Regions from separate parts of the Homo sapiens genome. Here region 2 is linked to region 1. The links are chromatin contacts, found by Hi-C or POLR2A ChIA-PET in ENCODE. All regions are on one chromosome and are shown on one strand. The core of a region is the stretch at or near the end of the contact, and the rest is flanking DNA. Distances in the headings are between cores, read along the strand shown.

Evidence for each region. Hi-C counts contacts between places; a loop is a spot of excess contacts on that map. ChIA-PET counts read pairs that join two places held with the same protein, here RNA polymerase II (POLR2A). Pooled maps may share reads with other maps.
Region 2: POLR2A ChIA-PET joins it to region 1 with 14 read pairs in naive thymus-derived CD4-positive, alpha-beta T cell. The contact joins the promoter of EPHA2 here to the promoter of SPATA21 in region 1. A Hi-C loop is called at or near these places in 1 of 50 pooled maps. POLR2A ChIA-PET finds 5 or more read pairs at or near these places in 2 of 52 experiments (activated naive CD4-positive, alpha-beta T cell and naive thymus-derived CD4-positive, alpha-beta T cell).

Annotation. Positions count from the first base shown.
Region 1 is chr1:16,432,532-16,440,415 of GRCh38, forward strand. SPATA21 (spermatogenesis associated 21) reads right to left here and starts at 4,893. Exons shown (of 13, transcript NM_198546.1): 1 at 4,597-4,893; 2 at 259-393. RefSeq lists a silencer at 5,623-5,793.
Region 2 is chr1:16,152,885-16,160,768 of GRCh38, forward strand. It overlaps EPHA2 (EPH receptor A2), which reads right to left and starts at 3,185. Exons shown (of 17, transcript NM_004431.5): 1 at 2,964-3,185. The coding sequence starts at 3,048. It overlaps EPHA2-AS1 (EPHA2 antisense RNA 1), which reads left to right and starts at 2,331. Exons shown (of 3, transcript NR_187275.1): 1 at 2,331-2,871; 2 at 4,087-4,295.

The sequences.
Region 1 (7,884 bases), core at 3,643-6,142:
TCCTAGTCCCACAGACCCCAGCCTCTGTGCCCACCTCCCATTTTTTCTATCTTTCCGATAGCCCCCAACCCATCCTTCAAGCTCCTCCCTCTTCTCCAAGTTTCCAACCATCTCAGCTCTCTCTCCAGCCACTGAATTCCTTTGAGGCAACATCAGCACCATTTCTATGGGTACATGGACCCCCTTTCACTGTTAACTAGTTTCCAGGAGTAAATCCTAACCCCCATGCCCCTTCCTCCTGTAGTGAGACCATATGACCTTGAAGATCTTGATGGTGCTTCTTCCACTTTAAATCATGGCAGGCCCGCCAGCATCCACGGAGGAACCTTCCATGTGCTGGAAACCTTTGTAAACAGTATTCTCCTAACAGCCCTGTGAAGTCTGGGTTCAGCCCTGTTTTAAAGATAGGGAAATTAAGGCTCTGAGCAATGTTTTGTCCGATACCACATGGCCAGTCTGCAGAGGAACTGGATTCAAACCCAGGCCTGTCTGACTCCCATGGCCACTCATCTCATCATATCATTTTGCCTACAAAGAAGCTTAAGTCATTCATTCATTTCCTTGTGCAATCGATAACTGTTTAATGACACGTGCCCGTGCTAGGGACAACGTCAGGCCTTAGGGGATACACTGGGTGTCCTGACGGTTCCCACAGTTTACCAGGGACACAGAGGAGGCGCACTTAATAGCTGCTGACCCAAGTTCGCACTTCCTTTTCCTGCCCTCCAGGCCCTTCCTGCAGTTACAGCTGCACCCCTGCCATGCAAAGCAGACCTCAGCTGGTTTGGTGGGGTGACCTCCCACCCCTGGTGCAGCTCTGGCCTCACGAAGGACCAGGCTGTCACCTGGAGCGGAAAAGTCAGGGCTGTGGCCAAGTCCTTCTCTCTTGCCTTGGAGTTCCTTGCCCCTCCCCAGCCTCTTTCTCATTAGGGTTCCCCTAGCCATTCCCGCTTCCTCTGAGTCTTCCTGTCTCAGGGGTGGATGAACCACCTAGGGAAAATCTCCCCCTACGCCCCTCAAACACACCCCCTATTGTCCACTGTCTCTGCCTGAGAATGTGCAGGCTCAGCCTTGGAATTGTCAGGCCCCAGTATTCCACAAACTGAAGTTTTACGGAGGCAGAAGCCCCAGAGGGGCTCCAGCCCCTATCTGTCCACATCTGGAGCTTGCTAACTCTGAGAATCTAGACAAGGAGGGGAAGCCCCAGCCCTAGCAGAGGGGCTTGGAATCCAAGGGTAGAACTGGGAGAGAAGTTGACAAATATCGACTATGTCACCCTTTCAGATCACTTGGGACCCTTTTTTGTTTACAGCTTTATTGAAATTTAACTCACATACCATACAGTTCACCCATTTAAAGTGTACAATTCAACGGCTTTTAGGATATTCACAGAGTTGTACCACCCTCGCCCTAATTCTAGAATATTTTTATCACCCCAAAAAGAAACCCCACACCCCTTGGGCATCATCCCCAATCTTCCCACCCCAAACCCAGCCCTAGGTAACCACTAATCTACTTTCTGTCTTAGTGGATTTGTCTATTCCGAACATTCCATATAAATGGAATCATACAATATATGGTCCTTGGTGAGTAGCTTCTTTCACTTAACGTCATGTTTTCAAGGTTCATCCATGTTGTAGCACACATCAGAATTTCATTCCTTTTTATGGCTGAGTAATATTTCACTGTATGGCTAGACCCCATTTTGTTTATCCATTCATCAGTAGATAGAAATTGAGGTTGTTTCTTTTTTCTTTCTTTTTTTTTTTTTTGAGACAGAGTTTTGCTCTGTCACTCAGGCTGGAGTGCAGCAGTGCGATCGTAGCTTACTATAGCCTCAAACTCCTGGGCTCAAGGGATCCTCTCCCCTCAGCCTCTGAGTGGCTGGCTGGGACTACAGACGCATGCCACCATGCCTGGTTCGTCTTAAAAATTTTTTAATTTTAAATAGAGGCGAGGTCTCATTAGGTTGCCCAGGCTGCTCAAAGTCCTGAGCTTAAGTGATCCTCCCACCTTGGCCTCCCAAAGTGCTGAGATTACAGGTGTGAGCCACCATGCCTGGCCCGTTTCCACATTTTACCTATTATGAATAACACTGCTATGAACATTCATGTACAAGTTTTTATATGAACATACATTTGCATTTCTCTTGGTTATGTATATAGGAACGGAATTGCTGAATCACATGTCAACTCTATTTTTAGCTTTTGAGTAATTGCCAGACTTTCTCAAAGTGGCTGTATCATTTTACCTTCTTACCAGCAGCATATGACTGCTCCAATTTTTCTGCATCCTCTCCAACACTTGTTATTATCTGTCTTATTTATTTATTTATTTATTTTTTGAGACAGGGTCTTCCTTTATCACCCAGGATGGAGTGCAGTGGTATGACCATAGCTCACTGCAACCTCCAACTCTGGGGTTCAAGGGATCCTCCCACCTTAGCCTCCTGAGTAGCTGAGACTACAAGTGCACACCACCACACCTGGCTAATTTTCAAATATTTTGTAGATGGGAATCTCACTATGTTGTCCAGGCTGGTCTTGAACTCCTCAGCTCAAGGGATCCTCCCGCCTCAGCCTCCCAGTGTTTTGGGATTACAGGTGTGAGCCACTGTACCGCCTTACTTGTCTTTTTTATCATAGCTATCCTAGTGGATGTGAGTGTAAAGTGTTATCTCATTCTGATTTTGATTTGCATTTCCCCAATGGCCGATAATGTTGGACATCTTCATGTGCTTATTGGCCATTTGTCTATCTTCTTTGGAAAAATGTTTATTCAGAGCCTTCGTCCTTTTTTTTTTGAGATGGAGTCTCGCTCTGTCACCCAGGGTGGAGTGCAGTGGCCTAGTTCCAGCTCACTGCAACCTCCGTCTCCCGTGTCCATGCAATTCTCCTGCTTCAGCCTCCCTAGTAGCTGGGATTACAGGTGTGTGCCACCACACCAGACTAATTTTTGTATTTTTAGTAGAGACGCGGTTTTGCCATCTTGACCAGGCTGGTCTCAAACCCCTGACCTCAGGTGATCTGCCCACCTCAGCCTTCCAAAGTACTGGGATTACAGGTGTGAGCCACCATGCCCGGCCCCCCCCTTTTTTTTTTTTCAGACAGGGTCTTACTCTGTCCACAGGCTGGACTGCAGTGGCATGAACGTGGCTCACTATAGCCTTGACCTCTTGGGCTCAGGTGATCCTCCCATTTCAGCCTCCCAAAATGCTGGGATTACATGCATGAGTCACAGCACCCAGCCTGCCTCTGTCCATTTATACTGGGTTGTCTTTTTATTATTGCACGGTAAATGTTCTTTATAAATTCTAGATACATGTCCTGAATCATATATATGATCTGCAAAAATTTTCTCCCATTATGTGGATTACATTTTCACCTTTTTGTCTTTTGAAGCACAGAAGTTTTAAATTTTTGTAAAAGTCCCATTTATCGGCCTGGTGCGGTGGCTCACACCTGTAATCCCAGCACTCTGGGAGGCTGAGGCGGGCGGATCATGAGGTCAGGAGTTTGAGACCAGCCTGGCCAGCAAGGTGAAACCCCATCTCTACTAAAGATACAAAAAATTAGCTGAGTGTGGTGGTGCGTGCCTGTAATCCCAGCACTTTGGGAGGCCGAGGCGGGCAGATCACCTGAGGTTGGGAGTTTGAGACCAGCCTGACCAACATGGAGAAACCCCGTCTCTACTAAAAGTACAGAATTAGCCGGGCATGGTGGCACATGCCTGTAATCCCAGCTAGTCAGGAGGCTGAGGCAGGAGAATTGCTTGAACCTGGCAGGTGGAGGGTTGCAGTGAGCCGAGATCGCACCATTGCACTCCAGCCTAGATGACAGGGTGAGACTCTGTCTCAAAAAAAAAAAAAAAAAATACAGATAGGGTGCAGTGTATACTGCTCAGGTGATGGGTGGACCAAAATCTTACAAATCACCACTAAAGAACCTACTCATGCAGGGCAAGGTGGCTCACGCCTGTAATCCCAGAACTTTGGGATGCCAAGGGGGGCAGATCACTCGAGGTCAGGAGTTTGAGATCACCCTGGCTAACATGGTGAAATCCTGTTTCTACTAAAAATACAAAAATTAGCTGGGCATGGTGGTGCCTGCCTGTAATCCTAGGTACTTGGGAGGCTGAGGCAGGAGAATCGCTTGAACCTGGGAGATGGAGGTTGCAGTGAGCAGAGACTGCACCACTACACGCCAGCCTGGGCAACAGAGCAAGACTCCGTCTCAAAAAAAATTACTAATGTAAACAAAAAAAAAACACCAAAAAACAAAAACCTTAGTCATGTAGCCAAATACCACCTGTACCCCAATAACCTATGGAAAAACAAATAAATAAATAAATAAATAAAAAGTTTTGAAATCAGGAAGTGTGAGTCCTCCAACTTTGTTCTTTTTCAAAATTCTTTGGGTATTGAGTGCCCCTTTTATAAGTGGTTTCCTCATCTGAAAAATGGGAGAATTTCTCTTGGAAATATCTATGATGGCAGGAAAATACAGCAGATAAAGATAAGTGGCATATCATATATATGTCTGGAGGCCGTCAGGGAAAGCTTGTTCACCTTACACCCCACCTTGGCCCTGCACCTACCAGAAATCAGCTGGATGAGTCACAGTGAGATTTTCCACCCCTGCTCACCGCCTTGCACATAGGATGGGCTCTGTCTGAGCCTATACTTTGCCTGTTGGCTTGAATTGGATTTGTTTGGTATACAGGGCAGTTAAACTGGGAATAGATGGCAGGTCCAATTATTCTCAGCAGCAGAGGTTTAGGAATGCATTTCAGGAATATCCAGCCATGTGGTTAGGGTTTGAGAATAAGGCAAGGGGCTGTGTGACCTCCAACTACTGGACAGTGTCATTTCCCCCAGCTTGTCACTGGTTCAGTGGCCCCCATTACACAATGAAGATAACAATCGTTGCCTTGCCAACCTCACAGTGATTATTGGGCCAGGGTACTCTCTCCCAGAAAGCCTTCCCTGACTCTCCCCAGACTGTGTGGGGTTTCTTCTCTTTGCTCCCACAGGCCCCTGTGAATTTGCTTCATTACAGTACCTTTCATTCTGCTTTGCCAATGACTGCTTTTCTCTCTGTCTCCTCCAGTCTGCGAGCTCCAGGATGGTAGGAGCTGGATTGGCCACATCCCAGTGACCCCAGTACTCAGCACCTGGCATAGGGTATGTGCTCGATGCCTGTCTTTGTTAGACTGAACAGAACTGAAAGTGCTCTGAATGGCTGGGTGCGGTGGCTCACACCTGTAATCCCAGCACTTTGGGAGGCCGAGGTGGGTGGATCACTTGAGGTCGAGTTATAGACCAGCCTGGCCAACATGGTGAAACCCCGTCTCTACTAAAAATACAAAAATTAGCCAGGCATGGTGGCGCATGCCTGTAATCCCAGCTACTTAGGAGGCTGAGGCACGAGAATCACTTGAACCTGGGAGGCAGAAGTTGCAGTGAGCTGAGATCATGCCACTGTCTTCCAGCCTGGGTGGTAGAGTGAGACTTAGTCTCAAAAAAAAAAAAATTGGAAAATAAGGCCAGGTATGGTGGCTCATGCCTATAATCCTAGCACTTTGGAAGGCTGAGGCAGGAGGATCTCTTGAAGACAGGAATTCAAGACCAGCCTGGGCAACATAGCAAGACCCCCGTCTCTACAAAAAGTAAGAAAAATAGCAGGGTAGGGTGGTGTGTGCCTGTAGGCCCAGCTACTCAAAAGGTTGAGGCAGGAGGATCCCTTGAGCCCGGGAATTTGAGGCTGCAGTGAGTGATGATCGCACCATTGCACTCCAGTGTGGGGTGACAGAGAGAGAAAGAAAGAGAGAGACCCTGTCTAAAAAAAAAAAAAAAAAGAAAAGAAAAAGAAAAGAAAAGAAAAGAAAAATAACCAATATTTGCAAAAATGTGAAGAAATTGAAACCCTTGTGAACGTAAATGGTGCTGCTGCTGTGGAAGACAGTTTGGAGGCTCCTCAAAAAGGTGAGCAAGGCCGGACATGGTGGTTCACACCTGTAGTCCCAGCTACTTGGGAGGCTGAGTTGGGAGGATCACTTGAGCCTGGGAGGTTGAGGCTGCAGTGAGCCATGATCATGCCAGTGCTTTCCAGCCTGGGCAACAGAGTGAGATGCTGTTTCAAACAAAACAAAACAAAACAAAACCACTAAACATAGCATTATTGTATAACTCAGCAGTTTCACTCCTATGTATACACTCAAGAAAATGGAAAACAGGACTAGAACAAGTGTTTGAACACCAATGCTCATAGTAGCCCGATTCCCAATACCAAAAGGTGATAACATCCCAATTGTTGACAGATGAATGGATAAACAAAATATGGTATATACATGCAATGGAATATTATCCCTCCATTAAAAGGAATGAAATTCTGATCCATGCTACATGAAAGAACCTTGAAAACTTGATGCTAAGTGAAATAAGAAACACAAAAGCCCAATATTGTATGATTCCACTTATAAGAGGTATCTAGAAAAGGCAAATTCATAGAGACAGAAAGTAAAACAGAGGTTACTAAGGGATGGAGCAGAAGGAAATGGGAAGTTATTGCTAATGGGTGTGGAGTTTCTGTTTGGGATGATGAAAAGTTCTGGAAAGCATGATATAGTTGCACAATATTGTGAATGTACTTAATTTCACAGCATTGTACACTTAAAATGGTAAATTTTATGTTATGTATATTTTACAATAAAAATGTAAGTGGTTAGATCAATCCTATAATAAAAAGCTTATAAAAAATGAGTAGAAATGGCCAGTCGTGGTGGCTCACGCCTGTAATCCCAGCACTTGGGAGGCCGAAGTGGGCGGATCACTTGAGGTCAGGAGTTCAAGATCAGCTTGGCCAACCAGATGAAACCCCCGTCTCTACCAAAAAAATACAAAAACTAGCCAGGCTTGGTGGTGGGTGCCTGTAATCCCAGCTACTCGGGAGGCTGAGGCAGGAGAATCGCTTGAACCCGGGAGGTGGAGGTTGCAGTGAGCCGAGATTGCACCACTGCACTCCAGCCTGGGCGGCAGAGTGAGACTTTGTCTGAAGAAAAAAAAAAAAAAAAGTAAAAAGGAGAAGGAGAGTGAGAGAGAAAAGGAAAGAAGGGGTGGGGAAAGTTTGGGGTATTCAGTGAATCAGAAGTTTGGGATCAGCTTCACCCCCACATAGGGGCTGGCACATTGCAGGCACTCAACTCAATGAGAGAATGGTAGGGAAGGAGGGATTTTGAGAATTTGGCTAGGGTAGACATTGTATCTCCCAGAATATTCTGGGAGAAATCGAAGTTAAGACTGGAATTCTTCTTCTTCTTTTTTTTTTTTTTTGAGACAGAGTCCCGCTCTGTCACCCAGGCTGAGGTGCAGTGGCACAATTTCAGCTCACTGCAACTTCCGCATTCCGGGTTCAAGCGATTCTAGTGCCTCAGTCTCCCAACTAGCTAGGACTACAGACACACGCCACCAAGCCCGGCTAATTTTTGTATTTTTAGTAGAGACGGGGTTTCACCATGTTGGCCAGGCTGGTCTCGAACTCCTGACCTCAGGTGATCCGCCCGCCTCAGCCTCCCAAAGTGCTGGGATTACAGGCGTGAGCTACCAAGCCCGGCCTGGAATTCTTCTTAAATTACTTGTGTTACTAAACTTTACTTCTTTGAATACAACTCGTTGTTGAGGTTTGGCCACACGGGGCCCTGAGCATATAAGTGGGTTCCCCTAGGGGAAGCATGGAGGGTGGTAGGGTAATGGCATCTATTTAGTCTGGTGGGTCAGGTGCCAGCTGAGCCTTACAGTCAGGAGAGGGAAGGATATTCAGGCAGAGGAGGCGCCGAGGCAAAGGCTGGAGGACAGAGATACTGCAGGGTGGGCTACAGCTTTGCCTC
Region 2 (7,884 bases), core at 1,935-4,434, 280 kb before region 1:
CCCTCCCAGGGAAATTCCCTCGAACCAACCACCAGGAACAGGAGGCGCCCAGCGCTGGGTCCCTCCGCCCTGACGCGGGCGCGGCTCTTTCCCCAGGTTCTTCCAGGGACAGAGGCTCCCGCTTCTCTGGAAAGGGTGGGAGCCTGGGAGCCCCTCGGCTGACCCAGACGGCTTCCTGGAGAGGCTTAGGCTAAGCAGGGCTTATCCATGAGCTCTCTATCCCCTTACCTTCCCATTTCTGGGGGGAAAAAAAAAAAGCAAAAAACACCTCCTTCTTTGCCATGAGTTCCACCGTAAGTGCCATCTTTGTGGGTCCACATTGCTCCACAGCTTCTTCCACAAATGCAGGACTGCCACCCACTCCCGGTCTCCGGTCCTTCTCCGCAGCCTCCGAGGCTGTGGTTCCCTCCCCGCTTCCCCCATTCCTCTCTAACCAAGACTAGCTAATCCCTAAAGGAAGCAGGGAGGTGGGGACTCTGGGGAAAACATGAAAGAAAAGGGAAAGGGGACAGAGGGCAGACTTGGCCCCGGTAGAACCAGAAACCAAGGACTTCCTGGCACTCTCCAGCCCTCTTCCCATCAGCAGCACCCCAGCTCAGCACCCCCTGCCACCCGCCCAGGCCCCTGCCCAGCTATGCCTGCTTCCCAGGAAAATCTACCATGACACCAACCACAAAGCAGGCAGGGCCTTGGCTCTGGCAGCCAAGAAGCGGGATGCTCAGGTCTGGTCCTCTGTCCAGAAGGCCCTGGTTGGCAAGGGCTCGGGCCTCCCTCAGTTTCCCCATTTGTAAAAATGAGGGCAGATTCAGTGGCTGTTGATGACCTAACAGGAGCCACGTGGGCAACCAAGTATAGCCTAGGGGTGAGGGGGCAAGAAAGAAGTCTGAAGCAGCCTGGGGGTAGGTGAAAAAGGCACCTGTGTCCTCCTGCCTGCCCCCTAAGCCACCCCCAGGCAGACCCACCACATACAGCCTGATTCCCAGGAACTGAAACCAGCAGCTGCCAGCTAGGCCATCATGCCCACCCCCACCTAGGCACACTTCTCTAGGGACTCTTTCACGGGGACTCAGAGTCGAAGCAAAAATGTACCCCCACCCCAGTGCAATACACAAGCCTTTCCCCCTGCATCCCATGGGGTGTGGGGGTGGGGTTTAATCACACAGGCTGGGGAGAGGTGGACACAGGGGACAAGGACAAGGCAGCTCCAGGCTTCCAGGCCAGCTTGGGGACTGCAGCAGCAAAGCACCCGCCTAATCCCCCACCCCCCCATGGGCAGCCGAGGAGAAAGGCCTATAGTGATTCCAGCTGTCTCTCCCCTTCTCTCCAACCACAGTCCCCCAGGAAGGGGGAGGACCAAACGTTGGTGGGGCGGATATTGAGGGTGGCAGAAATCCTTGCCATGAGCTCCTGCAACCAGAAGTCCCGGTTGAGACCCCAACCCGGGCCCTGTCACTCCAGAGACTGAGACAGGATGCCACCCCCAACACCTGCCACTGCCCAACGGCTCCAGATCCGGCCTCTTTTCCTCCCAACACAGAACAGCAAAACCTCCAAACCCAGTTTGGGAGGCAGAAAAAGAAGGAAACAGGCCGGGGGTGGTGGCTCATGCCTGTAATCGCAGCACTTTGGGAGGCCGCGGCGGGTGGATCACCTGAGGTCAGGAGTTCAGAATCAGCCTGGCCAACATGGTGAAACCTCGTCTCCACTAAAAGATGCAAAAATTAGACGCGCCTGGTGGCGGGCACCTGTAATCCCAGCTACTAGGGAGGCTTGAGACAGGAGAATAGCTTGAACCCGGGAGGCAGAGGTTGCAGTGAGCCGAGATTGCGCCATTGCACTCCAGTCTGGGCAACAAGTGCGAAACTCCGTCTCAAAAAAAAAAAAAAAAAAAAAAAAGAAGGAAACTTCTCACCGGCCCAAGTTTCCTCCCGGCTTCCCCCTTGTGGAGCCTGCGGAAACCTCGCTCTGCCCAGGCAGGAGGGGAAGCCTTGCCCTCACTGTTGGAAATTGAAGCTGGCCTGGGCTGGGTGGACAGGAAGGTCTTCGGCCAGGGCAGGAGCCCCCATCCTCGCCCTGACCCTAGCGGAGGGACAACACCCCCACCACGCACCCGCTGCGCCATGAGCAAAGTCTGCGGCCCCTCACTCGGCGCGGCTCCGGGAACACTGGGGCGGGGGTGGGTGATTCAGTCCCCCACCCCCGGGTGTCCTGACTCCCTGGTGGCCCTGGGCTGACAGCTCCACACCTTGGGAGGCCGCACCCCCACCTGCCGCATTTCCTCGTTCTGAGTCACCCTTGCTCAGAACGCTTGACTTTGGGACTTCCTGTCCGCACTCGCGGCCCCTAACCTGCCCCGGGAGCCCGGGAGTGCGGCTTGGGAAGGAGGGAAAGGAGTGTGTGAGCAGGGATTGGCCCGAACCTATCTCCACGCTCTCCCCCGGGACTGGAGGTGAAGGGGGGCGTGGAGAAAATCTCAGGGAACAGGGGCTTCGACAGGGGGCTCCCGCCCGCCCGAGCCCCCTCCCCAAAATGCGAGGCCTGCACAGTATGCCTTCTCCGCAAAACCTCGGCAAGCGGGTTAGTGAATTCAGGTCACTAAGAAGCTGAGCCCGCGGAAAGCTGCCCAAACACCCCCTTCTCTAGGGGACTCCCCACGCCCCCCGCCGGGACGCGTTCCCGAAGTCGCCGCCTGGACTGCAACCGCGTGGCCTGCGCCGCGTCCTCTTCTCCGCAGCCTCCGAGGCCCGTGCGACCAAGCTGAAACCGCTTATTCTCCGGAGCCCCTATGACCCCGGGTGGGGGCCAGGGCTCGCCTCGATCGCAGCCCGTGCGCCCTCCGGACTCCAGTTCGCCGGGACTGGGCGACACCAGGTAGGTTCCAAAGTTGCGCGCGTCAAGGAGCGCCGGGCTCTAGGGGGCACTGGGGCCCGGGGGCCAGGGGTCCAGACGCCGCGCGCACTCACCTTCCTTGCCCTGCGCCGCCGCGGCCGCGGCCAGCGCACAGCCCCACAGCAGGGCGAAGCAGGCGCGGGCTGCCTGGAGCTCCATGCCGCGCTTCTCGCTCTCGGTCCGATCCCCCCGAGCCCGGCTCCCGCACACCCGCACGCCTGCACGCCGGCCTCGGTGTCCGCTCCCGCCCGCCGGCCTGCGCGCAACTTCTGCCCCTCCTGCCCCGAGTCCTTAATGGAAGTTGGGTGAGAACCGACTCCTGTTCATTCATGCCCTGCGTGACGTCACCAACGCCCGCCCTCAGGAATGTCTTTAAAGGGGCCGGGCTGGCACCCGGAGGAGAGGGAGGGGAAGTCCGGAGGGGTTTGGAGGAGGACCTTGGGGCCCTCTGGACTCGCGGGCTCCCCGCAGGCCTTCCAAAGTTTGAGCGTCTCAAAGCGCCAGCGCCCCTACGGATTAGCCCCCAGGGATCTCTGAGCCTGGTATCCTCGGTGGAAACGTTTAATGGTTTTGCGCTGAGCCATACCCATTCTGCCCTTCACCTCTGAGACTGAGCTCAATGCGACTGAGCTCAACGCTGGCCTGAAGGTCTGAGCTGAAATGGATTGGGGGTCCAATAAGCAGTTGCCTCCTAAGCAGCAGGCCTGAGAGAGTGGCCCAGAAATAGACCTGGATGCCCTCCTTCCTAAAACCCTTGAAGAGTATATCAAGCTGCTGATGGTCAAAAAGAGTATCTCTGTTCAGAAGCCTATAAGCCTACTATGATCTGAGAATAGGTTCATTTCCTCTGGGAATGGATCAGACATGCACTATCTTATTTATTAATAATTCTCATCTGGGAGGCAGGGGTCATCATCCCCATGTTACAGAAGAGGAGACTGAGGCTCCAAGAGCAGAAACAACATGCCCAAAGGGTGCACAGCTCACGGGTAGTAGAAGCAGGATTTGAATCCTGGTGGTCTCTGCTTGAACCACTGCTTCTTTTTGGGGAAGGGGGCAAGGGGCACCCCTGGCCCCCGACCCTGGCATGGGTTGATAGGTTTTGACAGTTTGGAGGACACCTGCCTACCACCTGCCCCTTGATAAGGCCTCTTCACAAAACTTCCTCAGACATGAGCTCATCTCCCTTCCTGACAGAAGCGGCTAGTGTGAGTGAAACAAACGGGAAATTTGCTCTGGCCCGCCTGCCCAGCCACCCACGGCTGCCTGTTGGCCAATCACCATTTGACCAGTCCAGGAAGAGCAACTGTGGCAGGCCTGATTTCCTGGGAGGCCCCAGACTCCCTTTGCCTACCTCTTCCTCTCTGACCCCATCCTCGCTTTGATGCCCGGGACCTGCTACCCAGGTACGTGGGTCTTCTCTGCCGGATGTGGACATCTTGGCCTCTCGCCTTGGTGCCTACTCTTGGGAAGCGGGTCCAGACATCTCTCCTGCAGGAAGAGAGGAAGGGTTAATTACAGGCGTTGGGGATAATTAAAGCCTTTGACCAAGAGGATGGGAGGAGAGCCTTGGTCCTCTGAGAGCCTGTGAGTGTGCAAGTGCCTGTGAGAATAAGTGCATGTGTATGAGGGTGTGAGATTTTGTTGAATGTGCATTCGTGTGTATAGACATGAGAGTGTTGATGTATGTATGACTGTGTGTGAGTGTGTGTATGGACATAAGTGTTGTATGTGACTGGGCAGGGTGGCTCAGGCCTGTAATTCCAGCACTTTGGGAGGCCGAGGCAGGCAGATCATTTGAGGTCAGGAGCTCCAGACATGCCTGGCCAACATGGTGAAACCCCGTCTCTACTAAAAATACAAAAAAATTAGCTGGGCGTGGTGCCACTCACCTGTAATCCCATCTACTAAGGAGGCTAAGGCAGGAGAATCACTTGAACCCCAGAGGCAGAGATTGCAGTGAGCCGAGATTGCGCCACTCACTGCACTCCAGCCTGGGCCAGCAAGACTCTGTCTCAAAAAAAAAAAGAAAAAAGTGTTGGTATATGTGTGTATAAGTGTGTGTGCATGGGCATGAGAGGATTTGGGTATGAGTGTGTGTCTGTGTGTGTTTTTGTGGATTGTGTGGATGTGTCTAGATGTGTGTATGAGTGTGCATGTGGGTGTGAGAGATTTGTGTATGAGTGCATGTGAGTGTGGATTTGTGTATGCATGTATTTGTGAGTGTGCCATACTTCACAGTAGATGTGGAGTCAGCCCATGAGTTTCTGAACAAGTTATTTCACTTTTCTGAGCCTCAGTTTGCTCCTGGAAAGATGTAAAGCCTATTTAGGAGAGTTACTGTAAAGATCAAATAAAGTCATGCATGTAAACCACAGGGGCCAGGACTACAGAAAGCACGCATGAAATCTCAGCTGTTACTGGGTTACATGCGGTTCAGCAACAGGAAGCCACATCCGTGGAGAGCAGGGCATGTGTTGTGCCCAGGGCTCTGTGGACAGGCACATGGGGTGTGTGGATGAGTGTGAGCATGTGTGTAGTACGTGGTTTGGATAAGTGTTTTGCATGTTGTATTGGAGCCTCTGGGCTAGGGACACTGGCGTGTGTAAGACTCCATGTGAGTTGTGTGGAAGCCACTGCTTGTACATGTGTGTTACATGCCACTTGCAGGCTCCATCTGTCAGATGTGTCACTAGAGGACACACTGCAGGAGGACAGGGATGTTTGTAGAAAACAGACAGTGCCTGGGCCAGGCGCGGTGGCTCACGCCTGTAATCCCAGCACTTTGGGAGGCCGAGGCAGATAGATCACTTGAGGTCAGGAGTTTGAGACCAAGCTTGTCATCATGGTGAAACCCCGTCTCTACTAAAAATACAAAAATTAGCCGGGCGTGGTGGCGCATGCCCGTAATCCCAGCTGCTCGAGTTGGAGGCAGGAAAGTCGCTTGAACCCAGGAGGTGGAGGTTGCAGTGAGCCGAGACCGCGGCACTGCACTCCAGCCTGGGTGACAGAGCGAGAGCCAAAAACAAAAAAAGAAAACAGACAGTGCCTGATACATACTAGATATTCAGCAAGCCTCCGCTGAATGAATGAACTAATGAGTGAATGACAGTGTTGCGAGTTCTGTGTTGCGTGAAAGTCTCTGTGTGTAGTGTTGGTTGGTCCTTCTGGTGGCAAGTGTGGGTTTCCATGTGTGGCCTCAAAAGGTTGAATCCAAGCACACACACGGCAGGGGTGCAGGCAGGCCCTGATGGCTGTGGGGCGTGTGCCCAGCAGTATGTGCACAAGTTGGGGGCTGAGAGCATAGGGCAGGGTGTTGCTCATCTGCAGCATGTGACGTGAACAGAGGCCTATGGAAAGGAGTGGTATGTCAGGTGGTGGCAAGAGGGTGTTCCACCTGGCTTTTCCCTGGCTTTTAGTCACCCATTTAATGACACACCCTTCCCTCTTTTCCTGTCCGACTCAGAGTCTTTCCCGCTCTAGGTGACTGGGTGCTAAGGAGGAAAGTTCTTCAGTGAGTCTTATAAAGCGGCACCAAAACGCGGTATTTATAGTGACATAATCAGCCCTAATGGAGATGGAATTACCCCATAAAGGCCCCAAGGAGCCCTCAGGGCCTCAGCGCCACTGCAGCAGACAAGGCTCCTGTACAGGCAGGTGGAGCCCGAGTGAGTGTGTGTTTGTGTGTGACTGCCTCTCCTGCCAATCCCTGCCTCCGGCCCACCAGCCTGCTTAGGGGCCCACCTTTGCTAGGACTTAGCTGGGGCTGGGTACTGGGGGCAAGGAGATGACAAAGGTGAATGCTGAAGCCATGGCCTCACTTACCCCACCTTTGATCTGTGCCTGCCTTTGGCCAAGAGCATCAGAAAAAAAATAATGCGGCCTGGGCAATACAGTGAGACCCCATCTCTACAAAAGAAAAAAGAAAAAAAATTAGCTGGGCATGGTGGTGAGCACCCGTGGCCTCAGCTACTCGGGCGGCTGAGGAAGGAGGATTGCTTGAGCCTAGGAGGTCAAGGCTGCAATGAGCCGTGATTGCACCACTGCACTCCAGCCTAGGCAACCAAGTGAGACCCTGTTTCAAAACAAAATTTTTTTAAAAAAAGAAAAGCAAAGAAAAAAACTGTAGCCAATACTTATGAAGCACTACTATGTGCCGGGCCCAGTTCTAGGCACTTATCTGTACTGATCCACTTAGTTCTCATGACACCTTCAGGGAGGTGGCCACTGCTCCTGCCCACATTTTGCAGAAGAGCAAATTTGGAAGTAAAATTTGGAGCTGGCATTCTGGCCCAGACAGGCTAGATCCAGCGCGCACTCTCATGGGTACCTGCCTCAACCATTGCCTCTGAATTCCACTGAACCTGGAGAGCAGTGCCCCGTCCTGGAATGTGCCAACTCTCCGCAGCTGGGATCTTTAAGGTCAGTCTAATTACTACCTCTTGGGTGAAACCCCCAGGGATCAGGCCCCCCCTAGAGCCCCAGGGGCCTCCATGCTACATGCCTACCAGCACCCTGCTCTCAACCAACTGAACTCTTTTTTGTTTTTCAAAGCCTCTGAACTATCTTCTCAACTAGACTGTAAATCCCTCAGAGGCAGGGTATGAATCCAGCAACAGGTAGAACAGTTCCCCACACATTCTGCTCAATAGATGCTAATTTTTTTTTTTTTTTTTTTTTTGAGACAGAGTCTTGCTCTGTCCCCCAGGCTGGAGTGCAGTGGCGCAATCTCAGCTCACTGCAACCTCCACCTCCCGGGTTCAAGTGATTCTCCTGCCTCAGCCTCCTGAGTATCTGGGATTACAGGTGCACGCCACCACACCTGGCTAATTTTTGTATTTTTAGTAGAGACAGGGTTTCACCATGTTGGTCAGGCTGGTCTTGAACTCCTGACCTCATGATCCGCCCTCCTCGGCCTCCTAAAGTGCTGGGATTACAGGCGTAAGCCACTGTGCTTGGCCTTAGATGCTCACATTTGATGGTGACATTCTAAAT